Regions from separate parts of the Homo sapiens genome. Here all the other regions are linked to region 3. Evidence: chromatin loops called from intact Hi-C (ENCODE). Cell type or tissue: dorsolateral prefrontal cortex. All regions are shown on one strand. Each heading gives the region's core, and the rest is flanking DNA. Links, peaks and the distances in the headings are about the cores only.

Region 1 (8,120 bases), core at 1,241-6,240, 72 kb before region 3:
CACTTTGACTTCCCTTCTGTTAAAAGGCACTGGTGTTGCCAAGGACAATTTTGGAATCTGGCTAAGGGCAAGTTGAGTTGGGGATACATTTATTTTGTGTTTAACAGGGTATATTATATGACTCATGGTCACTTTCATATAGAATAGTTATTATCAGTTGTTCTGGAATATGAGATCTTTGGTTTTCACATCTGTGGAGTTTTCCATGATTTATAGTAAGGGAGTCGGGAGCTTGGAAAATAGACCAAATGCCACTGAGCATCACCAAAGAACCTGTATCTCAAGAGTTTCTCCTGGTGCCTGCCTTACATTCTAATCTTGTGTGGACATGAGAGAGAATGGGAGGTTCATCAGAAATTGTATTTTAATCAGCTAGGGCACAGGTCTTAAAAGTTATACCTATTGTTATTTTTGTTGGTATCTGGTTTTAGTAGAAGAGCCTATTCAATTAAAATCTTACAGGGACACTCATTATTTGCCAGAGACAAAAGCAGTTTTAAAGTCGATTGGGCCTCATGCATCCTGGTTTCCCCAGTAGCCCAACCAGCCTCTAAGGACTGTACTTTGACAACTGCTGGTGTGGGCATTTGGATTTCTCTGACTCGTGTCACAATTACATACACTATTAGAGCAAAAGGAGAATTGTTTGGACTCCAAATTTCAGATGGGCAGACTAAACCTAAGTTAAGTTTGGCCTTGCCTACCTACCTTCATGGTCTACACAAATACATCACAGAAAAATAGACGAATTTTAGAATATCCAAAGCAAACAAAGAAAATGTGTGCTTAACCGAGAATATTTCTGTGCCAAAGGAAAGCTGGTAGCTGAATGATCAAGAAAATAACTAAACTTGTAAGAACTAAGCTGATAGTTATCCCCCTACGCGCTCAATTTTCCCACCCACCCAAAACTTACCTGATATAAATTGACAGATATTGATCGGACATCCAGCTTTCCAGGGCCCTTCCCTGGAAATGCTGATTTGGCCTGCCTGCAATGAGGCCCAATAATTTGTATTTTAATAACCAAGCAGTTCTTCTCATCAAGGAAATTGTAAAGTAGTAGATTTGAATGTTGCTACTCAAAATGTAATAAGGGAATCAGCAACAGCACAGCATTACCAAGGAGCTTGTTGGAAATGCAGACTATTAGAATCTACCCTAAACCTCCTGAATCAGAACTTGCATTTTCTGAGGTTGCATAGTGCTGAGAATATTGGAAGGAAAAATAAGCTAATCCAAATCATAACTTGAAGATTTCAATGCTCCCCTCTCAGTAATTCACAGAATAAGTAGATAAAAACTCAGCAAGGATATAAGGATGTGAACACCATCAACTAACCTGACCTAGTTGAAATTTGTAGTACACTTCACCCAGCAACATTCTTTTTAAATGAACATGAAACATTCATCAAGATAAATCATATTCAGCATGATAAAACAAGTCTCAGTATACATAAGAGTAAAGTCATATAGAGTCTATTCTCTTATCACAACAGAAATAAACTAGAAACAATAAAAGAAAGATACTGGAAAATCTTCAAGTAGTTGGTAATTAAGGAAATCACTTCTAAGTAGCACATGGGTAAAAAGAAATTACAAGGAAAATTAGAAAACATTTTTAACTGAGTGAAAATCAAACTCAACATGTTAAAATGTGTGGGATGTAGCTAAAGCAGTGCTTAGAGAAATTTATAGCGTTAAGTGCTTGCATTAGAAAAGAATAGCCTGGGAAAAATGGCACAACCCCATCTCTGCAAAAACTATAAAAATTAGCTGGGCTTGGTGGTGCATCCCTGCAGCCCCAGCTACTCAGGAGGCTTAAGCGGAAGAATGGCTTGAGCCTAGGAGATCGAGGCTGCAATGAGTCATGATCACGCCACTGCACTCTAGCCTCGGCAACAGAGCAAGCCCCTGTCTCAAAAAAAAAAAAAAAAAAAAAAAAAAAGGCATGTTTCCAATACTGAAAAATATTTAAAATATCCTGTACAGTTATTCATTTATTGACTGGGGTTCAAATCCATTCTTCATTGCCTGCTCCATAATAAAAGAGAAAGAACCTGTATCTTCCTTTTGCCAGCTGGCACATTGTTAAGCTTTGTCAGTAGAGCACATGGAAGGAACACAGGAGGAGGGAAAAGCATGGCTTTTCAGATTCTGGTGTGCTCCTCTCAGTAGGCTTCTGAAGCACGCAGCTTCCACCACTCTTGGCTCGTACAGCATGTGGCAGCAGGCAACTGGCAGCACACAGTCTATAGCAGTTCCCTGTAGGCAGCTTTCTCTGACACCCACTTTGGCCCTAAGGCATAATACCTCCCTCTGAACAGCTCCCTTAGCATTTCTTTTTTTTCTTTTTTTTTTAATCTTCTCTTTTTTTTTTTGAGATGGAGCCTCGCTCTGTCACTTAGGCTGGAGTGAAGTGGCACAATTTCAGCTCACTGCAACCTCCACCTCCCGGGTTCAAGCAACTCTCCTGCCTCGGCCTCCTGAGTAGCTGGAATCACAGGCGCCTGCCAACATGCTCAGCTAATTTTTGTACTTTCAGTTCTTTTTTTTTTTTTTTTTTTTTTGAGACAGAGTCTTGCTCTGTCGCCCAGGCTGGAGCGTAGTGGCACGATCTCAGCTCACTGCAACTTCTGCCCCACAGGTTTGAGCGATTCTCCTGCCTCAGACTCCTGAATAGCTGTGATTACAGGCGCACGCCACCATGCCTGGCTAATTTTTGTATTTTTTTAGTAGAGACGGGGTTTCACCATGTTGGTCAGGCTGGTCTCGAACTCCTGACCTCATGATCCACCTGTCTTGGCCTCCCAAAGTGCTGGGATTACAGGCATGAGCCACTGTGCCCGGCCTAATTTTTGTACTTTTAGTAGAGACAAGGTTTTGCCATTTTGGCCAGGCTAGTCTTGAACTCCTGACCTCAAGTGGTCCACCCACCTTGGCCTCAGAAAGTGCTGGGATTACAGGCATGAGACACAGCACCCAGCCTCCCTTAGCATTTCTAAGGAGTGTCACCATCCTGGCATCTTAGCACCATGGCCACACCCATACCCTCTCCATTGAGGTCTGGATCTCAGCCAGGAGACCTGACAGGCGGTAGAGGTGGTGGGGTTTGGGGATGTTTTTTTGAAATTTGCACCTTTGTTGGTGCTCTCTGTCAGTGCCAGGGACAGTGGCTATTCCCTGTAACTGCTATTTCTGTATTCTTTAACATTCTCTTTACTTCTTACCAGCCAATTCCCTGTTATTCGAATCCTTGGTCATAGTTAATACTTTAGCTTTTCCTTTTCAAATTACTGTGTGGTTTTTGTCTCCTGGTTGGCCCCTGACCAACACAGGTTGTGAGATGAAGAAGCCATTTTAACTTTCTCTCCCTGACAACAAAACCCAAATAAGCCATTTGCCTGATACCTAAGACAAACTCACATGTTGGCCAAATTTAAAAAACTGAATTCAATATCCTGACGTTGTATACAGAATTTAATACTAGCAATACTTAATACAAGTTATATAAAAAGTATAACAAGCTTATCTTTCATGAAAGACAACTGGCTGTAAATCCTATTGGCAAGATTCAAACAGTAAAATTATTAACCACTTACCACAAATGTGAAAGAAAATCTTCATGAACCAAAACTCTTCACCAAAATGAGCTGCTACTTCTAAAAGTGTCATCACCTCTACCTTATACTTACATAAGATCACAGTCCCTGGAAGTTTTCCAACTGGTACTCAAACGGGCAAGAGTTATTGTTAGCTGCAGATTGCCTAACACTGTCTAATATGTTAATTCTTTTGAGCATCCACAAATAAGTCAAATCAGATGAATAATTTGAGACTTTTGCATAACCATATTCAGCTGTGCTTTGTGGGGGTGCTCCTGGTTGGGCTACATTTCAGCACTAGGGGGCAATATCCTCACTTAGAATCTACTCTCCACTTGCACATGCCTAACACATTTTTGTTGTTGCTTTTTTCCTCCTAACTAGGGGATTTCTCAGTTAAAGAATCCAAAGAGGACATAAAATAAAATGCCATCCGAAATTCACTTGGGGGCTGTGGAAAACTTGCTCTCCAGTTATTTTTGAAAACTCTCAACAGTAGTTGCTGAATTCTGATTTTTACCTGGGCAGTTACAGCTTGTCATTTTCCATGTGAATGATTCTGTAAGCAGAGCCCAAAACTCTCATAGCCTCTGTTGTCATTGCCTATCAACCAGCCATCAAATCAAAACTATTTTTTTTCAAGAGTTAATTTCACCCAGATGCTGAATTTAAAAAGGGAGAGGTAATTTCCTTGACATTTCTAGACTTGATTAGACATAGACTAATTCAGTGGTAGGGAATGAGGGAGGATGGAAAATTTGTTAATTAAGTTTCATTAGGGAAAAGCATGAAAACAGTCTTTCTACTACCCAAATGCTTGGGAAATACTGTATATTTTTCCAGAGTTAAAGGCTCTCTCTCATATCTAAAATTGCATATATACAGGTTACCTAACAAACCACTCAACAAAGTCAGATTGCTCTTTGGGAAAACTGTCTTGGGAGAGTAACTATGAGGTTTATGGAAAGTCATAGTTTATGATAGAGGGATTTGTCCACTTCTCAAAATTAACATTTTTTGAGCATTTGTTTTTCTTTTTCTAAAAACTTTTATTATAGGTTCAGGGGTACACGTGCAGGTTTGTTATATAGATAAATTGTGTGTCATGGAGATTTGGTGCACAGATTATTTAGTCACTCAGGTAGTAGGCACAGGACCCAGTGGTAGTTTTTTTATCCTCTATCCTCCCACCCTCCACCCTCAAGTAGGCCCTGGTGCCTGTTGTCCCTTCTTAGTGTCCATGTGTACTCAATGTTTAGCTCCCACTTATAAGTGAGAACATGTAGTATTTGGTTTTCCGTTCCTAAATTCACTTACAATAATCGCATCCAGCTCCATCCATGTTGCTGCAAAGGACATGATCTTACTGTTTTCTATGGCTGTGCAGTATTCCATGGCATATATGTATCACAATTTCTTTATCCAGTCTACCATTGATGGGCATTCAGGTTGATTCCATGTCTTTGCTATTGTGAATAGTGCTGTGATGAACATAGGTGTGTGTGTGTCTTTACGGTAGAACGATTTGTATTCCTTTGGGTATATACCCAGTGATGGAACTGCTAATGGTAATTCCATTAGCAGTAAATGGTAGTTCCAAGTACTTTGAAGAATAGCCCACACTGCTTTCCATAATGGTTGAACCATTCCCACCAGCAGTTTGTAAGTGATCCCTTTTCTCTGTAACTTTACTAGCATCTGTTATTTTTTTTTTACTTTTTAATAATAGCCGTTATTAAAAATGGCTGGTATGAAATGGTATCTCATTGTGGTTTCAATTTGCGTTTCCCTAATGATTAGTCATGTTGAGCATTTTTTCATATGCTTATTGGCCACGTGTATCTTTTGTTCATGTCCTTTGTCCACTTTTTAATGGTTTTTTTTCTTAATTTGTTTAAGTTCCACATAGATTCTGGATATTAGACCTTTGTCAGATGCATATTTCACAAATGCTTTCTCCCATTCTGTAGGTAGTCTGTTTATTTACTCTGTTAATAGTTTCTTTTGCTGTGCAGAAACTCTTTAGTTTAATTAGGTCCATTTGTCAATCTTTGGTTTTGTTGCAATTGCTTCTGTCATCTTTGTCATGAATTCTTTGCCAGGGCCATTGTCCGGAATGGTATTTCCCAGGTTATCATCCAGCGTTTTTATAGTTTTTGGTTTTATATTTAAGTATTTAATCCATCTTTAGTGGATTTTTGTATATAGTGTAAGGAGGGGGTCCAGCTTCAATCTTCTGCACATGGCTAGCCAGTTATCCCAGCACCATTTATAGAATAGGGAGTCTTTTTCTCATTACTTGTTTTGTCAACTTTGTTGAAGATTAGTTGGTAGTAGGGATGCAGCTTTATTTCTGGGCTCTCTATTTGTTCCATTGGTTTATGTGTCTGTTTTTGCATCAATACCAGAGCACTTATTTTTCTGCTAAACGTATTACTCATTTTACCTTCACAGCAACGTAAATTCCGTGAAGCAATAACTTGCTCAAGGTCATTTCAGTTGAATGGATAAGTGAGTAGAACAGAGTCTGACACCAAAACTCACATGTTAATCTCTATATTATGCTGTCATCCAGAAGTCTTAAGAGACAGAGAATGCTAGAGCACAGGGACTTCCGAAAGCAGGGTCTAGTGAAATTTCATCTTCAAATGAACTCTCACACAGAATCTCAAATTTAAAAAAAAACTTAAAAGGTAATGTTCTTAGCTGGAGCGGGTGAGAGAGGAGACCTCTGGCCTCACCCATTCAGCAGCAGCCACACCCCACCCCGCTTCCCAGTCATTTTGTTTTGCTACCCTGAAGCATCCTTGGGCTTCCTGCCAGCAAGTTACATAAACTGTAGTTCCAGCTCAACTCCTGTTTTGAAGATGAGTAAACTGTTCTTTCCAGTCAAGTTGTATTTAAAAACACAACAGAATCAACAGAAAATGATTCCTCAGGCTGGTACAAAAAGTTAAACTTCTCCAACAGGAAAAATTGAGGCTCTGTATATTTTAAGCTCATCTGCTTCCTAGTATATAGCTCATCTTTTGAGTGGATAGGAATTTGGATCCATATCATGGCAATTACATTAAACATTTACTATATGCCTAATGTCAAGGCTGCTACATGGTTCTGCAATTTACCACAGCAGTACTCAGCTCAGCAGAATGAGACAGGGACCCAAAACCCACTTATTGCCTCTGCCTGGAAGGTGTACCTTTTTAAATTGACAGTGGCTTTGTCTGTTTTCCAAGCTGTGTACCTTCAAGCCCAGCAGTGTCTTGCAGGAGGAGGTGCCTCTCTAATTCACACAAAAGCACTACAGGTGCAGACTGAGGCCCTGGTGGTAAAAATGCCTTTCATGCGTTATCTGATTTTAGTCCTCATTTAATCACTACAGTCCTATGAGGTGGCTCATCTGAGCCCTATTTCACAGTTGGGGAAACTGCCTAATTCTAGGTTTCCCATGTTATATAGTAGTAAAGGGAAAAAAGGGAGAAACTGAACCCAGGTGTCTTTATTGCCTAAGCCACTACCAGGATGTCCTGGTACAATGAACAGCCCCGTGGTTACCAATGTCACATGTGCACATATAGTCCCAGTGAGAACGGTTGCCATATTATCTTTCCAAAGTCCCATAGGCACCTTCCTCTCACTTATGCTCCAGAATAAGCATATAAAAATAAAATCAAGTGGCCAGGCACAGTGGCTCATGCCTGTAATCACAGTACTTTGTGAGGCCGAGGCAGGCACATCACAAGGTCAGGAGTTCAAGACCAGCCTGGCCAACATGGTGAAACCCCATCTCTACTAAAAATACAAAAATTAGCCCGGCATGGTGGCAGGCACCTGTATCCCAGGTACTTGGGAGGCTGAAGCAGGAGAATCGCTTCAACCCGGGAGGCAGAGGTTGCAGTGAGCTGAGATCGTGCCATTGCACTCCAGCCTGGGTGACAGAGCAAGACTCCATCTCAGAAAAAAATAAAATAAAATAAAATAAAATAAAATAAAATAAAATAAAAGTCTATTGCATTAGCTATTTTTTATGAAATATTACAAATATGAAAACACACAAAAACAAATACATACTTTAAGGAATAAATTACAGTGAACACTCGTATAATCATCACCCAGATTAAGAAATTACCAGCATCTCAGAAGATACTCCCCAGTTAGTTGCTTCCCAGACACAGCTTTCTTTCTCATCCCTAGAAATAACAATATTTTGACTTTTCTTTTCTTTTCTTTTTTTTTTTTTTTTTTGAGATGGAGTTTTGTTCTTGTTGCCCAGGCTGGAGTGCAATGGCGCCATCTCAGCTCACCGCAACCTTTGCCTCTCGGGTTCAAGCGATTCTCCTGCCTCAGCCTCCTGAGTAGCTGGGACTACAGGCATGCGCCACCGTGCCCAGTCACACTATTTTGACTTTTATGGTAATGGGGCTTTTCAAATATTTTTTGTACCTACAAATACATTTCTAAATAATATAGTATGAAATTCCCCACGACATATACATTTGAGTACAATTGTTGGGT
Region 2 (8,120 bases), core at 1,213-6,212, 77 kb after region 3:
GAGAATTGCTTGAACCCGGGAGGTGGAGGTTGCAATGAGCCAAAATCGTGCCACTGCACTCCAGCCTGGGCGACAGAGTCAAACTGTCTTGAAAAAAAAAAAAGATACTAATGGTGATTATGATTTCAGTGATTATGGTTCTCTTATCCTAAGGACTTTTAAATTGGTAAGCTACTTAAAACTTGCCAATATATAACAGAAGTTATAAAAACACTCATATCCTTTTGACCCAGTCAAATTATGGTTCTCTTATCCTAAGGACTTTTAAATTGGTAAGCTACTTAAAACTTGCCAATATATAACAGAAGTTATAAAAACACTCATAACCTTTTGACCTAGTCATGATATATCTGAGAATCAATTCCAATAATTTCAAGTATGAGAAGAAATGCACACTGCAGTTTAATAATAGTGAAAATCTAGAAGCACCATAAAAGTCCAGCAGGTTAAGCATATCATGCCTCATGTACTGAAAGAAACGCTATATTCCTATTAAAAATAATAATCAGTAGAACTATGTAGCAACACAGAGAAATGTATTTGATCAAGTTAAGCAAAAAAGTAGGATCCAAAAATAAATGTGCATTTTTATGTTTATAATTAAGCAAATGGCACATATCAACAAAGACTGGAAGGGAATAAACAAAATAATATGAATGGTGTGAGATGATATGAATAAGGCTGAAATTTGTTCTCTGTATTAGTCACTGTTGCCATAACATATTACCACAAACTTGGCAACTTAAAACACCTACTGCCTTACTGTTTGTAAGGTCAGAAGTCTAACACAGGCATCATCAGGCTAAAGTTAAGGTGTAGGCAGGGCTACCTTCCTTACTTGGAGGCTTTGGGGGAACAATCTGCCTCCAAGCTCATTCAGGATGCTGGCAGAATCAACTTCCTTGCAGTTGTGTGACTGAGTTCTCCATTTCTTTGCTGGTAGGTATCCCTTTTTGCTCCTAGATCCTCTCTTGCCATTTCTCATATATGGGCCCCATATCTCAGAGTGGCAACGGCACTCAAATCTTTTCCATTAGACCCTCTCTACCTTCTCTTCTCTCTTCTGCTCCCTTTCTCTGCAATTCCATGACGAACGTTTCTGTGTTCGTCTGCTGTTCATGTGATTATACTGAGCCCACCTGTACACATGTCACCTATGGATAAGCTCCACATTTTAAGGTCAGTTGATTAGTATAACTTTAACTCCCATCTACACAGTCCCTTCACAGCAGTACCCAGATTAGTATTTGACTGAATTAACAGGGAACAGAAATCCTGGGGCAACATCTTTAGAATTCTACCTAACACAGGTTGGGCGCGGTGGCTCATGCCTGTAATCCCAGCACTTTGGGAGGCCGAGACGGGCGGATCACGAGGTCAGGAGATCAAGACCATCCTGGCTAACACAGTGAAACCCCGTCTCTACTAAAAATACAAAAAATTAGCTGGGCGCGGTGGCGGGCGCCTGTAGTCCCAGCTACTCGGGAGGCTGAGGCAGGAAAATGGCATGAACCCGGGAGGCGGAGCTTGCAGTGAGCTAAGATCGGGCCACTGCACTCCAGCCTGGGCAACAGAGCGAGACTCTGTCTCACAAAAAAAAAAAAAAAAAAAAAAAAAGGATTCTACCTAACACACCCCCCATATTCCAAATTGTACATAATGCTATACTTAAAAAAAAAATAAAAAGTTATCTTTCTCTTACCAAGTTATGAATTCATTTATCCTTTTTATTTTTGAGACAGAGTCTTGCTCTGTTGCCCAGGCTGGACTGCAGGGGCATGATCTCGGCTCACTGCAACCTTGCCTCGCAGGCACAAGCAATTCTCCTGCCTCAGCCTCCCAAATAGCTAGGACTACAGGCATGAGCTACCACGCCCAGCTAATTTTTGTATTTTTAGTAGAGACGGGGTTTCATCGTGTTGGCCAGGCTGGTCTCGAATTCCTGACCTCAAGTGATCTGCCTGTCTTGGCCTCCCAAAGTACTGGGATTACAGGCAGGAGCCCACCGCACCCAGCCTATCCTTTTATCATCACTTCTTTTAATCCTTCTCTAGTTGGATGAGGGGCAGTATCAAAAGGCGTATTTTCCTATATGATTAAAACATTTTTAAATCTTTTTTTTTCTCTTTTTGTTCTTGGGATTGTCTTTTTTAAAGGGTATCCTTTCAAGTTACTAATCTGCTAACAGTCCTCCATAAAAATGTGATCCCATTTCTACTTTTGATGGAAGACAGCTCTGATACCATCTGTCAGTTCTGCATTTATACTTGCAACTGGACACCTTTGTTGAGTACCCCACCAACTTAAACAATTCTGTCAGGTGTTTTACATAGAGGCAGACATATAGTAGTGGCTCAATAAAATATCTGCTTCTGAGTGAAATAAATGAATTTATTCATCTTCTTAGAGGTGAATCAGTAAATGACATTTCTGTTTGTTCACTTCTGTTTTTAGCCTGATTAAATAAATAACTTTTCTGAAAAGCAGCAGAAATATCAATACTTAAAAGTACCATATAAGGTTAGGAGATTATGGCATGGACACTTGGAATCAAACTCAGGATCCTATTCTTCCTATCAATGAGTTCTATAGGCAAGTAACAACCTCTCTGAGCCAGTTTCTTCCATTTTTGAACTAGTAACAATAACATATTGCAAGTAATATACTTCAGGCTTCTTGTAAAGGTTAAAGGACATGTTTAGATTGTACTTAGCAAAGTGAAACAAGGCTTAATAAACAGTAACCATTCAAAATCAGTTAATTGTATTTTATCAAAAGTGAAACAGGAAGAAATGAATAGCTTTTGTTGCAATTTATCAAGGAAAGCTTTTTTAAAGTAAAAATGTTTTTCTTTTTTTTTCCAGAAAGACTGTATACTGTCATGAAAAAAGTGTTTGGATCTTAAGCACCACGGTCACAGTATAGGGAAAAGACAATGTAGTATTTTTTGCCTTCTTCTTAATCACCTGTGGACTATGAAACTGGATAAAGAAGTTTATTCTAAAGTTTATACTTTATTCTACAGTAAGAGAATTCTCCTGTTTCTTATGAAAAGCTATGATGAAGTAACTAAGAAATCAAGAAAATTACTCATTTACTAAATTGAGTTATCAGTCACACACTTAAATCCTAATGTTTTAAAAAATGATGCTCATTAGGAGGTAACATTTTCACCACTTAATTTTTCACCACTTAGGCCGGGCGCGGTGGCTCAAGCCTGTCATCCTAGCACTTTGGGAGGCCGAGGTGGGTGGATCACCTGAGGTCAGGAGTTCGAGACCAGCCTGACCAACATGGAGAATTCTACCCCATCTCTACTAAAAGTACTAAAATTAGCCGGGTGTGGTGGAGCACACCTTTAGTCCCAGCTACTTGGGAGGCTGAGGCAGAAGAATTGCTTGAACCCGGGAGGTGGAGGTTGCAGTGAGCCAAGATTGCGCCACTGCACTCCATCCTGGGTGACAGAATGATACTCCATTTCAAAAAAAAAAAAAAAATTCACCACTTAAAAATATTTATTAGGTACTCTTTTGCGGTTTCTGTCAATATTTGTCTGCTCTTGTGTGCTTTCCTTTGGAATTCTAGTAAGCATACCTTTTCATGATAATTAAGAAAGTATACACACACAATTCATTGTAAATTTATCGCTGAATGCATACTCTGGGTACAGTATAAATTTCTTTCCAGGTTATCAAACAGCACCATCTAGTGTTCCTATTTAACAGTTGCAAAACAAACTGAAAATTCTTTGTGTGGTCTGGCTGCCCATCAGAATCAATTGCCTATTTTGAAAAAACAGAGATGCCTCTTGCATCTCCCCTCCCATGCCTGTTAAAAAGCATGAGGATAGGGCCTGGAAAATTGTATTTAAAAAGAAAAACAATCCCGGTTTGACACATAGTCAGAATCAAGAACTACTGATTTGGTAAATATACTTTTGTAGAACTATAGAGTCAAACTTGTTTATGCTGTTTAACATAAGTACTTTAGATAGCACTATATCATAAAAATTGAGGTTACTGAAGAAAAATGAAAACTGGGTAGATGAGAAAGGCAGCAAAAATGGGAGTATGTACATGGATGTAATATGTGTGTGTGTTTATGTGTAAGTATGCAGGAAGTGTGTTATTAGAAAATATAATGTATCTATAGTTATCAACTATAAGGAAGAATAATTCATTTATTTGCACGTTTGTACATGAAAATTTATTAAGCTGACTCTTGCCTGATGACTGAGTCATATGTCACTTTAAAACTTAGTGTTTTACTATTAAGCTCATAAAACCAACTATATGTCAAGCATTGAAAGATAGTACATTTAGATATTCTTTAAAAAACGGTTATAAACTTATGGAATATAAAAGTTTGAGAGTTTAAAGAGGTTTATTTTAATCAGGGGAGTTGCTTTTCATAAAAAGCAATAAACTGTATTGTGAAATATAAAATTGCATTCAAAATTATATTTAGGTATAATAAAGGACAGCTCTTGGGCCAAAATATCACCATACTATTAATGATGATTATGCTTCTTAAATATATTTCAAAACTGATTTGCTCATGTTCTTAACTTCTTAACTTTCTAATCCTCATTTTAAAAGTTTTTGCCCTAAGCAAACAGAATTCAAGTGAGGAATGTGGCTACTTTCTGATTTTAAAATGAACATTTATATTTTATGGATAGAGAAATAATTCCACATAAATCTCAAGAAACACAATTTCCTAGTAAGAAGACATGCCTTACACAACTCCTTAAGGATGTCAAGAAAGTAATGAAACAAGGTAAATGAAACATTCAATAGCTAAAAAAAAAATTTTAAATATACCTATTTTCCACATTTCACACATTTGTTTTAGAATTGGACCTACACCAATTAAAGAAAAGGCAGACAGGAGATATTCTTTCACAGAGATTAGAGACTTAATAATATTTCCCTCAACAAGATAGCAAATTGAGAATTCAGAATTGCAGCTGAACTGTGAAAAGGTCTGTGGAATGGTCTACCAGACATCTGACCTGGGAATGCTGGATATATAAATGAACATTGTAAAACCATTTTTGTCAAAATGTCTTGATCTATAATATTTCCAAAACAGATGACTTATAATTTTTAAAATATGCAACACGCTTGACTTAGCCACATGAAACCATACTTACTTCCCCCATGTTATTTTTTAAAAAGTGAGCCATCTGAAGAATCCACTAAAAAAATGAAAGCATTAAACATTTTACCCTTTAATATTAAATCTTCTTATCTATGTTTCCAAACACTTAATCCTAATAATTTATGGGATCTATTAAGGAACAGATACTAGATTTTCCTGTAAAGCTATAAGACAGTCTCTGAGTTCCCATGAGAAAAATCTGTACCTCACAGAAAAACATGCATGGTAAACAGAGCACCTATTGCACTGAATCAGCACATATAAGTAAAATATCCAAAGGACTAGAAAACTGCATTCTAATCTTGTCTCTAGCATTAACTAGCTGTATTACTGTGGACAAATTATTAATCTCTTTGAACCTTAATGTCCTCATTTGTAAAATGATGGACTGTAATAGTCCTCACTCTGTTCTAAGTCTAAAATTCTCTGGTTGTGCCCTCAAAGAAGGGCACACACAATTCCCAACCTGACCCATTGTGTTTCCCGAATACTTCCCTCCTGAAGTTAATGAGAAGGACCCGATCCTCCAGTGGTCTCACCATACACTTATTACTAGGAAACCACTAGGGTCTTTATAATCCTGGAGTTAAGTGGAGGCCAGGGTTAATTTTAATTAAATATTCACAATGTCCTTATATGCCAAACGTGATTGTCTCCACTCATATACTTAAACAGTAAAACAACATTGAAACCTGGAGTCAGAAGTGCCAGATGTCAATCCGATTCTATCTCTTATCATTTGTGTGAGGTTTCAGACAGGTCTCTGAATCACTTTGCGTCTCAGTTTCCTCTTCTTGGGACAGGCCAATTAGGTGAAGAATAAATCTATCTGATTATGTATTTGGCAGTGCTTTGAAAATTATAAAATAGTAAATAATGTATTGCATTATTTCTTCCATTAGCAAAAATATCAGTATTTACGTATAGCTATGAACTTTTAGTTTTTATTTTTGTATGTTTTGAAGAGAGGTTAAGCTAAGTATTTTTCTAGTTTAAAACTTTAAATACAGAAACATATTTACTTATGGTAAACATTCAAACAATTCAGATATATAGAAAAACAGTAAAGTATCTTATCTTGCCATCCCCCCACCTCTGTTCCCATCTACTTCCCCCTCCACAAAGATTTTCTATGTATCCTTTCTGAGTTTTTCCTGCACATTTATATAGATTGTTAAAGCACCTCTGTATATGTTTTAAATTTATCATTTAATCATATATATTATAAGTAAAGTTTCGGTGCCACAAAAGAAATAGCACTCAAATATAAAATTTTCTTTTTTCTTCTCAGCATGGCAATTTACTTCTATAGAAGGATGTGCCCTTACAGATGGAGCAATGGTGAGCACACACTTGGACAAGGGAGGGGAAGGGGTTCTCATCCCTGACGCGGGTGGCCCCTGCTGCTGTGTTGTTCCCCTATTGGCTAGGGTTAGACCAAACAGGCTAAACTAATTCCAACTGGCTAATTTAAAGAGAGAGACAAGGTGAGTGGTTTGGTGGGAGTCAGGGTAGATCAGAATGAGTCAGGGTGGAGCAGGTAATCGGAATGAGTCAGGGAGGAGCAGGTAATTGGAATGAGTCAGGGTGGAGCAGGTAATCAGAATGAGTCAGGGTGGGGCAGGCGATTGAAAAAGGTTGCTTTACGAGGAAGTTAAGTTTAAAAGTAGAAGGCAAAAAATTGAACATACTGACATATTGATTCTTTGAAAAGAAATTTAAAACTCATATCTAATATATATGACAGACAGTTTCATGTCAGTATATATATAGAGCTCTACCTTATTTACTGCATAATATTCTTTACTGGGCCATAGTTTATGTAACTTTCACTTTTGATGAACATTTATTTTGTAACATTGTTTTGACTGAATTTCCCTGATTTCTAGTAAGGTTAATCATCTTTTTATGTATCTGTACTTCTTTTGTTAACTACTTAATAAATTTTGTCATTTTCTAAAGGACAATGTATCTTTTTCTTCTGAATCTTTAACAATTCTTTATAGTCGATGTTAATATTATACAAGCCATAATTTTCTGCAAATTCATCACTTATTTATCTTTTACTACATAAAGTATTTAAATATTTATTTAGTCAAATCTATCAAATTTTTGCTTTATAATCCCCAGGTTTTGTTTAACATTTCTAGATGTTATAATTCCCTAGATTTTATGTGGTATCTCAAAGTAGGACAAATACAGACCTATGAGTTGCAGAAAGCATATTCTACCAGTTTGCAAATGCTTTATGAATTAGAAAATATTTGAAGAGCCAGATGAGGTCCTAGGCTAAATGTGAAAATATATAAAAGAGGAAGAGAAAAAAGTTGGAGAAGGGGCAGGTGATTTAATAGTCTAACAACTACTGATACACAATAAGCACTGAGAGGGAAAAGAAATAGAAGACACATTCACTTGTCTCCCTTCCAGAGGTTTGCAATTCAGGTGGAGGCAAAAATATTTTAAGTAACTTAAGCAGCAATGACTGAAGAAAAAAATTGGCAGTGGGTTTCAAACCAGTGAAGTCCATGGAGTTGACAGTTTAATGGGAAAGAAAATTCTGATGGTTCTCAAAAGGAGTGGTGAGCTGCAATTCTAACTCCAAAAAATGTTTAAACTTTCCCTGAAGTATAATAAACATCAGAAAAGTACTCCTATAATAATTAAAAAGCTCCATGAACTTTTTCAAAATAAACTCACCTGTATAACCAGCACTCAGCTCAAGAAAAAGTACATGACTAGCACTCCAGAAGCCTCTCCCACTTCCTTCTAGTACTCCCCAAATGCCCAGACTGGTTTGACCTATTTTTGTATTTTGTAAAAATGGAACTATATACAATGTACTTCTTTCTCTCATAAACATGCTTGTGACACTCATTCAAATAACTGAATGTAGTTGTAGACTGTTCATTCCCATTACTGTATTATTTTCCATGGTGTGAATATGCTAATATATC
Region 3 (8,120 bases), core at 2,162-7,161:
GTGGGGACTCTGTGTGGCGGCTTATATCTCACATTTCCCCTTTGCACTGCCCTAGCAGAGGTTCTCCATGAGAGCTTCGCCCCTGCAGCAGACTTCTGCCTGGATATCCAGGTGTTTCTGTACATCCTCTGAAATCTAGGCAGAGGTTTCCAAACCTCAACTCTTGACTTTTGTGCACTGGTAGGCCCAACACCATGTGTAAGCCACCAAGGCTTGCACCCTCTGAGGCAATGGTCTGAACTGTACCTTGGCCCCTTTTAGCCACAACTGGTACTGGAACAGCTGGGACACAGGGCACCAAGTCCCAGTGATGGCAGCTGCAGCCCATCTGGAGCAGCTGCTGCAAAGATGCTGGCTGCAGTTGGGAAGGCACAGCCGGACCTGCTTGCTCTGCAGAGCCAGCGGGACCCAGGAACAGGCAGGAGCCCTTCTCCCTTCCGAGTTGGTGCGGAGGGAGCCCCATGCTCCTGGGTGCAATTGCAGCCACCCAGCTGTGGACTAGGGCATTCCTATGCTCTCGGGGGCCCAGGATGCCTCTCTTCCCCCACATGCTCAGAAGTGCCTGCTCCTACTGCTTGGCCTCTCCCCATTCCCAGTGCCCACTCTGACTTTGGAGAAAAGCTGTGGCCAAGCCCGGGCACTGACATGACCTGGCCAGGTGTGTGTGTGCTTGAGGAGATGCTGACACACCAGCCCCCTGCCACCTCAGCTCCCTCTGGACTTTGGGCGCTGATGAACGTGGGAGGGAGGCCAAGGGCAGGGCTGAGGGTGACTCAACGTGGTACTGCAGGCGTCCCTCAGCTAAAACAGTCTGGGCACCATGAACAGCAGTGGGAGGGAGACAGGCTCCTGGGAGGAAAGGGACAGGTCCCTGCTGAAACCCCACCTTCAAGCCAGGGATAGCCTGAAGCCTAGGGTCCAGGCTGCCAGTTCCACTGACTGGAGTGAAAACTTACAGTGAATTTTCCAGGCCCACCCATGGCCACCCATGGGCCAATCAGCACACACTTCCTCCCCTCTGAAGCCCATAAAAACCGCAAACTCAGCCAGACTCTGGCAGATGATAGGACGACCTGCCTGCAGGTAAGAGCTACCCACTTGGGTCTCCTCTCCACTGAGGACTGCACACTCGACAAAATGACCTGCCTGCAGAGAGGAGGTACCCACTCCGGGTCTCTTCTCTGCTGAGAGCTGCAGTTGTCGGGAGGAACTGCCTGCAGAAAGCAGCTACCCATGACAGGTCTCCTGAGAGCTACTCTTTTGCTCAATAAAGCACCTTGTTCACCCTCCAGTTGTCCATGTAGCTCATTCTTCCTGGACACAGTACAGGAACTCTGGACCTGCCAAATGGCAGGACCAAACAAGCTGTAACACAAACTGTGTCAAATACACCCTGCTGCTCGCCATGTTGTGGGTGACGATGAGGAGACAAGAGAGGAGAGAAGAGCTGCAGCCCTTCAGGGAGCCTGGACTTAGGAGCTCCCCAAGCCAGGGCTGTGACATCCTCTTTGTGGCTCTGCAGTTGCCGGCATCTCCAAGTTTCTGGGTGCCACCATGTTCCACAGTGCTTGTAGTGGGAGCCACTTGTGGTACACCTGTTCCAGCCACAGCAAGGAGCCGGCGCCCATACTGGCACCTGGACCTGCCTGCCCCGCCACAGCCACCATGCCTGGCTGTGCACACTGTACCCCGCGCTCGCTCACTCATGCACCCCTTGCTGCTCTGCACCTGGCTTGCCGTTGGCAGCCGTGGGATCTGGGCCAGTAGTGAAAACCAAGCACAGCCTGCTGGGTCAAGTGGGCAGAACAAGCCCAGTGGGCCTGAGCAAAACTTGGGCAAAGGCAACACTTGCCACAGAGGTTTCTGGCTGGTGAAGCGACACCCTAAGGATCCTGTGATACCGAGGCTGCACACAGCAGCAGGGCCCTGGGCCCACTCCACTAAAACATTTTTCTCTCCTAGGCCTCCAGGCCTGTGATGGGGCTCTCTTCATTAATGCACCTGTTTGGCCCTGCCAAACGGAGGGACTGCTGCCAAGATCTCTGACATGTCCTGGAGACATTTTACCCATAGTCTTGGCAATTAACATTTGAGTCTTTTTTACTTAAGCAAATTTCTGCAGCTAGCTTGAATCCCTCCCCAGAAAATAGGTTTTTCCTTTCTACTCCATGGTAAGGCTGCAAATTTTCCAAACTTTTACGCTCCGCTTCATCTCTCTCAAGTTCAAAGCTTCACAAATCTCTAGGACAGGGGCAAAACACTGCCAGTCTCTTTGCTAAAGCATAGCAAGAGTCACCTTCACTCCAGTTTCCGACAAGTTCCTCATCTCCATCTGAGACCACCTTGGCCTGCACTTCTTTGTCCATACCACTAGCAGAATTTTGGTCAAAACCATTCAACAAGTCTCTAGGAAGTTCCAAACTTTCCCACATCTTCCTGTCTTCTTCTGAGCCCTCCAAACTGTTCCAATCTCTGCCTGTTATTCAGTTCCAAAGTCACTTCCACATTGTTGGGTATCTTTACAGCAGTGCCCACTACCTTGGTACCAATTCTCTGTGTTAGTCCCTTTTCACAGTGTTATAAAGAAATACCCAAGAGTGGCTAATTTATAAAGAAAAGAGATTTAATTGACTCACAGTTCTGCATGGCTGGAGAGGCCTCAGGAAACTTACAAATATGGCAGGAAGGGAAGCAAGCACGTTTTACATGGCAGCAGGCGAGAGGGAGTAAGAACAGAGAATACTGCCTTATAAAACCATCAGATATTGGGAGAATTCACTATCACGAAAACAGCATGGGGGAAACCACTCCCACGATCCAATCACCTCCCACCAGGTCTCTCCCTCAACACCTGGGGATTACAATTCAAGATGAGATTTGGGTGTGGACACAAAGCCTAACCATAACAGAATATTAAAAGAATGTAGGGGACCCTTTAAAAAGGTGTATAAGCACCACTACAACTGCTCTCAATACTACAGCCTTTCATTATTTTAAGTGAGAAGCATTTTAGACTCATCACAACTAAAAAAGTTTGATGACCTCATACCAGTTTCCCCATCATTTCTCTACGTAGTTTTTTCCATGTATCCCAGACTTCATATCTATGAATCCTATAGTCAGCATCCCTGCAATTTTAAAGACAGCCCAACTTCAAAGTACTTATAACCTTGTACAATCATTTCAGCTACTAGAAATACACAGAAAATTAAAATTGACTTAACTAAATGTAATGAAATTTTAAAATGTATGCTAACCTATTCTCCCTAAAGTGACACCAAGTGCTTCAATAATCTCTGACAATTTAACTGCATTAGAGCCAACTGGTTTTATCATTGTCAGTGGGTGTTTCGATGCAGTCTCTTGCTGCATCACTCAAATATGTGATGAAGAGCCATATCACCTCCCAACTGTTCACAGATTTGGAAATAAGATAACTAAACCTCACAATTCACATCAAAGAATACAGAATATTCACATCCTATCTCATTTCACAAAGGGTTTGGCACCTAATTCAAAAGAAAATCTTGTCCGGGATATCCAAAATAGGTTCTTACATTCCATTTTATGTATAAATATGGTCAGTTCAGGTTTACTTGTCACTGGGGGAGGATCTAAAATCATTTCCATTTTCTTGTACATAAAGCAGTGTCTTGAATCTGACTTTTTAATCACAATGGACATAAAGTATTTCTTACCCAAGAGAAAATTTAGTTCATCTGTCATTGAGGGAGAAACAAACTGATTAAGTGTGATGTGGCGGCTCCCTCAATTAAGCAGTTCCTCGAGAAACTTCGGAAGAATTGCACATTCGACACCTTTAAACAAAAACACTTGTAGGCTGACAGCTGCCGGGGCCCCGGCCCGCCCCCCGCGGGCAGGCGAAGCCGGGGAGGAGCCTCTGGCCCAGGCGGCGGCAGCCGGCCGGGCCCGCGGGGGTCAAGACGCCTAGACAAAGGGCGGCCCCGCAAGCGCGAGGGACGCGCCCCAGCTTTCTGCCCGCACCCGACTCCCAAACGCTAATTAATTCTACAGCCTGAGCTCCATTAGAGAGACCCTCCATGATTCCCCCGAGGTGCTCAGGTGGGCAACCATCGGATTTGCGCTCTTCTCCGGCCCAGGGGACCCCACGTCCGGCTCTCGGGGATAGAAAGGGGACGCCCCGGATTGCGGAACCTAGCCCCGGGCGGGAGAAGGCGAAGAGGAAGCGGGATCCCCACACGCCTGCCTTTGCTCTCCCGGGAGGAGGCTCCCTCCGGGCTCCCGGCGGAGGAAAGAGAAAGAGCCGCGGTCGGCACACCGCCCTCGAGGTGGGGGCGGCGGTCCCCTCCGCACTCACCGGCGAATCTGAGCCATCGCCCTCCATGGCTGCCTTCTGCCAGGTGTCATCAGCGGCACGTTCCACTCACACCGGCTACCGAGCGCAGGGTCTGGTGGGCGGGTCCCTGCGGCGGCCGTGGAGCCTCGGTCCGAAGCTGGAAGATGAGCTGGTCAGCTGTACGTGGCCAGCGGACCGACGCGGGGAGAAGTAAGCCGGGGCAGGCAAAAGCACAGGCGCGGGAGAAGCGAGCTTTGCTCCCAGCGACTACCCCGGGAATCCCGCCCAGCTGCCGGCTGCAGCAGCGGCTCCTGCGGACTGCGGCTGGGAACGGCGCCGCGCAGAGACCTGGGCGGGGCACCGCGGGGCGTGGACAGGGCGTGGCCTGGTCGTTGCCCAGGCAACAGCGCCAGTCGCACAAAAGAGGCGGGGCCGCCTGGGGCTGGTAGGCCGGGTGTCTGAGTGGTAGGCTGAGCGGGACTCGGCTGGGCGTGGGTGTGGCACGCGGTTGGGACTCGGCGCCCTCCGCCGCCACCTTCCCCCTACGCATCAGCCCCTCCCTCCCACCCGGGTAGTCGCCCGTCGCCCTATGCCAGGCTGGGGGGCTCTGAGGAACGGAAGTGAGGGCAGCGGGGAGCGGTGGGCGGGTGCCGAGGGCGGCGCCGGGGCGGGGAGGCTCCGCTGCAGCAGAGCAGCCGGCTGCAGCCCTGGCCCCTGGCCCCTGGCCCTGCGCTGCCATTCCGCCCTTCAGTTTGCTCTCACTGCGCTTTCTTCACTCGCGGTTCGAAGCCCCGCTTCCAGGCTCGGCACAGGACGGTGCGGGCGAGGGCGAGCCTAAGCCACCTTCCCTGAATGGCCGCGGCGAGCACGGCAGAGCTGCGCGAGGCGACCAGAGTGAGACCCCGCCCGCCCTCTCCGCGGTCCCTAGCCAGGCGCGGCCTGGGGTTCCCTGGCCCCGCCCGGCTTGTCCCAGTTCTCTTCTGGCTTCACTTGCTGGGTGAACTTAATAGTCCCTGACTGGGCACCGAGCAGTCATATCCCGCTTTCTGCTTCTATACCCCCAAGTCGCGATGTCACCGCACGTTCTTGCCCAGTAGCGCGGGGACCGCCTGCAGGGTGGAGATTCCTCTCCCGGATGCTGGCCAGGGACTGAAGTTAAAAGGCCGCGGCAAGGGAGAGACCCCCCGCCACCCGGGCCTACGCTTTCCTTCCTGAGGGCCAGGACAGAGGGTCCTGAGCGGCTCCGGCACCCCCGCACCCCCGCGGGGAGTGCTGCTGAACGTTAAGGCGCGCGCCAGCTCAAGGACTGGCGGCGCACATTTCACCTGCCACGGCCCAAGTGTGTTTCTGGTGTTGTTTTCAGGACACACGGAGAACAAATTAATTTAGGATTATTAGATCACGCACTGCCTTTCTGGCTAGCTAAACAATTCATTCCTATGTATTAGGCTTTAAGAACAGATGCCCTAAATTGCTGGGTAAGTAGGGACTACAGAGCTGTAGCGAGACATCTCGTTTAGGTTTTAAAATGCTTCCCACTTTTATTTCCTGTTTGGGAGAAGTCTGTCGCTGTGGCAAGTTCCGTCGTCTTCCCACAGCCCTGTCTGCAGCGGTAGCCTCGTCTCCAATCCGGCATCTAAATAAGGAGTGTAGAATTAAAAACACTGAGGGACTATAGCAATTTTCTCTAATGGAATACCCTCCATTTACAGATGAGGTGAACAGAGGACGAAAGCTTTGCCAGGTAATAATGCCTGGGCTGTTCTGATCCGGATTAATGCCCGTTGCGTGGCCGCAGGTGCTAGACTTGGGAAGGCTTCCTTCCCACAGGTTCTGAAAAGTGCTAATCAGGAGGAGACTAACAAATGCCTGCGTGAATTAGGTGCCTATATATATATACATATATTTAAAGGCTCAACCATTAGAAAGCATTATAAGTCTTTCTCATACTGGCCTTTGAGCTAAATAATTCCCCTTGGGCTGTAATTTCACATCCGCACACCTGCTTTGATCCAAAACTTATTAGTTGACACAGTAAAAGTGATTAGAAGGCTCCATTAACAGGAATTAAAGATAAAATCTGTATAGACAATATTTTGGTGAAAATACATTGCTATGGCCTTCCATTTTGCAAATCAGACTTCACTGAGCTATCATTTTCTACCTGATCCACAAAATTCAAACATGATGTTAATATACTTGGCAAGTGTTAATACACTTGGCAAAACTGTGTCTCCAAAAAAATAAAAATACTTATGCAGTGGGCACAACCTTACCATTATCACCCCAGCACAGGTTTTAGTTGTGTGAGCAACTATCTATTCATCCTTCTGAAACAGATCATTTGGTGGTATTTTTGTTTTGGTCCCATGAGATGTTTAAGACCTTATATTAGTCTAGATTTGAGGACTTTCTAAGCCTAATTCTTTCAGAGTATAAGTGTCTTCTTGTTTTAATTTTGTGTTTGTAAAAATTTTTGAATATTTTTGTGCCTCAAATATGTTCAAAGTTTAATAATTCACCAAGTAATGGTATCATTGCCTATTTCTCTATCAAAAATACAAGATTTACAAAGCCTCTCTTATTTTGCTCAAACCTTTTTGTGATATCGTATGTTGGTACAGCTTATCTCAAGGGACATTTTACAAATCCTATCAAAAATTTTAAATATTTTTACCTTTTGACTAAGCAATTCCACATCTAAGAATGTTCCTACTGTAATACTTGCATGTGTGCACAAAAACATGTACAAAGAGCTTATTGAGACCTTATTTATAACTAAACATCATGCATAATATACATTCATACCATGGAATACTATGCAGCAGTTAAAATCAATGTACTGATGAGAAAGGATTTCTAAAATATAATGTGTGCAGTGGCCCACACCTGTAATCCCAGCGCTTTGGGAGGCCGAGGCAGGTGGATCACCTGAGGTCGGGAATTCGAGACCAGCCTGGCCAACATGGTGAAACCCCCCCTTTACTAAAAATACAAAAATTAGCCTGGCGTGGTGGCACACGCCTGTAATCCCAGCTACTCAGGAGGCTGAGGCAGGAGAATCACTTGAAACCGGGAGGCAGAGGTTGCAGTGAGCCAAGATCGTGCCACTGCACTCCAGCCTTGGCGACAGAGCGAGACTCTGTCTCAAAAAAAAAAAAAAGTACAAAACCATAAGGATTCTGAATGCTGCCACTCTGGCCAAAAAACTAGGTATATCTGATTACAGGCAAACAAAAATAAGCATCTGGAATAGAGCACAAAATATGATAACCATTGTGGAGAAGTAAGGGATGGAGTTAGGTATACAAGATTTAACTCTTCACTCACATTGTATTATCTTTCCATCTTATATGTACATGTTATAGTTCTAAAACTTTTTAAGGTTAAAAATCCTTTCTATCCATAAACTTTTAAAAACAAAAGGTGAGGGGAAGAAGACAAATACGAAAACTGCCATTTTAAACCACTGCTTTCCCAGTTCCCTGATCATTTCTGTCTCCCTGGGCTGCCGTGCTTTGTGTCAAGTCATCAACTTCTCTGTTTCAGCATCGAAATATCCCAGCCTCCCAGGATACCAAGACCCTTCCCAGTTCCTCAAGTTAAAATCCTGGTGGGTTTTGTTTGCTTGCTTTTTATCTTCCTTTCTTCTTCCCTGTCTATCTCTGATCAGCCTTAAATCATAGTTTGTTACCAGATTCTGTTCTTTCTCATCCTCACAGCTGATTCCTGTGCCCACTCTAAGCCCCCTCTCCGCATGCCTAGATTACAACAGTAGCCTATAAGTTGAGTATTTACAGAT

What was found. Peaks named below come from ENCODE experiments on the same cell type or tissue, not always from the same donor. Only the 100,000 strongest peaks of a DNase experiment are listed, where the experiment ranks them.
Region 1: a loop joins it to region 3, with 2.1 times the contacts of the local background. A loop is called at or near these places in 8 of 110 quality-filtered maps.
Region 2: it touches region 3 in a loop (2.4-fold over the local background); 14 of 110 quality-filtered maps call a loop at or near these places.

The regions. Positions count from the first base shown.
Region 1 is chr5:115,094,380-115,102,499 of GRCh38, forward strand. No RefSeq gene overlaps it. Among named protein-coding and RNA genes, the nearest start is that of TRIM36, 71 kb to the right of the region's middle. In dorsolateral prefrontal cortex, for the core only: CTCF peaks have their summits at 3,884 (motif pointing right) and 4,083; a DNase peak (open chromatin) is centred at 2,232; H3K27ac peaks cover 1,693 bases.
Region 2 is chr5:115,242,875-115,250,994 of GRCh38, forward strand. The region is part of intron 2 of PGGT1B (protein geranylgeranyltransferase type I subunit beta); the gene reads right to left. Among named protein-coding and RNA genes, the nearest start is that of PGGT1B, 16 kb to the right of the region's middle. In dorsolateral prefrontal cortex, for the core only: CTCF peaks have their summits at 3,687 (motif pointing left) and 3,887; no DNase peak of the experiment used is centred there.
Region 3 is chr5:115,165,269-115,173,388 of GRCh38, forward strand. TRIM36 (tripartite motif containing 36) reads right to left here and starts at 4,640. Exons shown (of 10, transcript NM_001300759.2): 1 at 4,340-4,640. The coding sequence starts at 4,366. RefSeq lists silencers at 3,816-3,905, 4,636-5,055. In dorsolateral prefrontal cortex, for the core only: no CTCF peak of the experiment used is centred there; DNase peaks (open chromatin) are centred at 4,713 and 5,443; H3K4me3 peaks cover 3,895 bases; H3K27ac peaks cover 2,000 bases.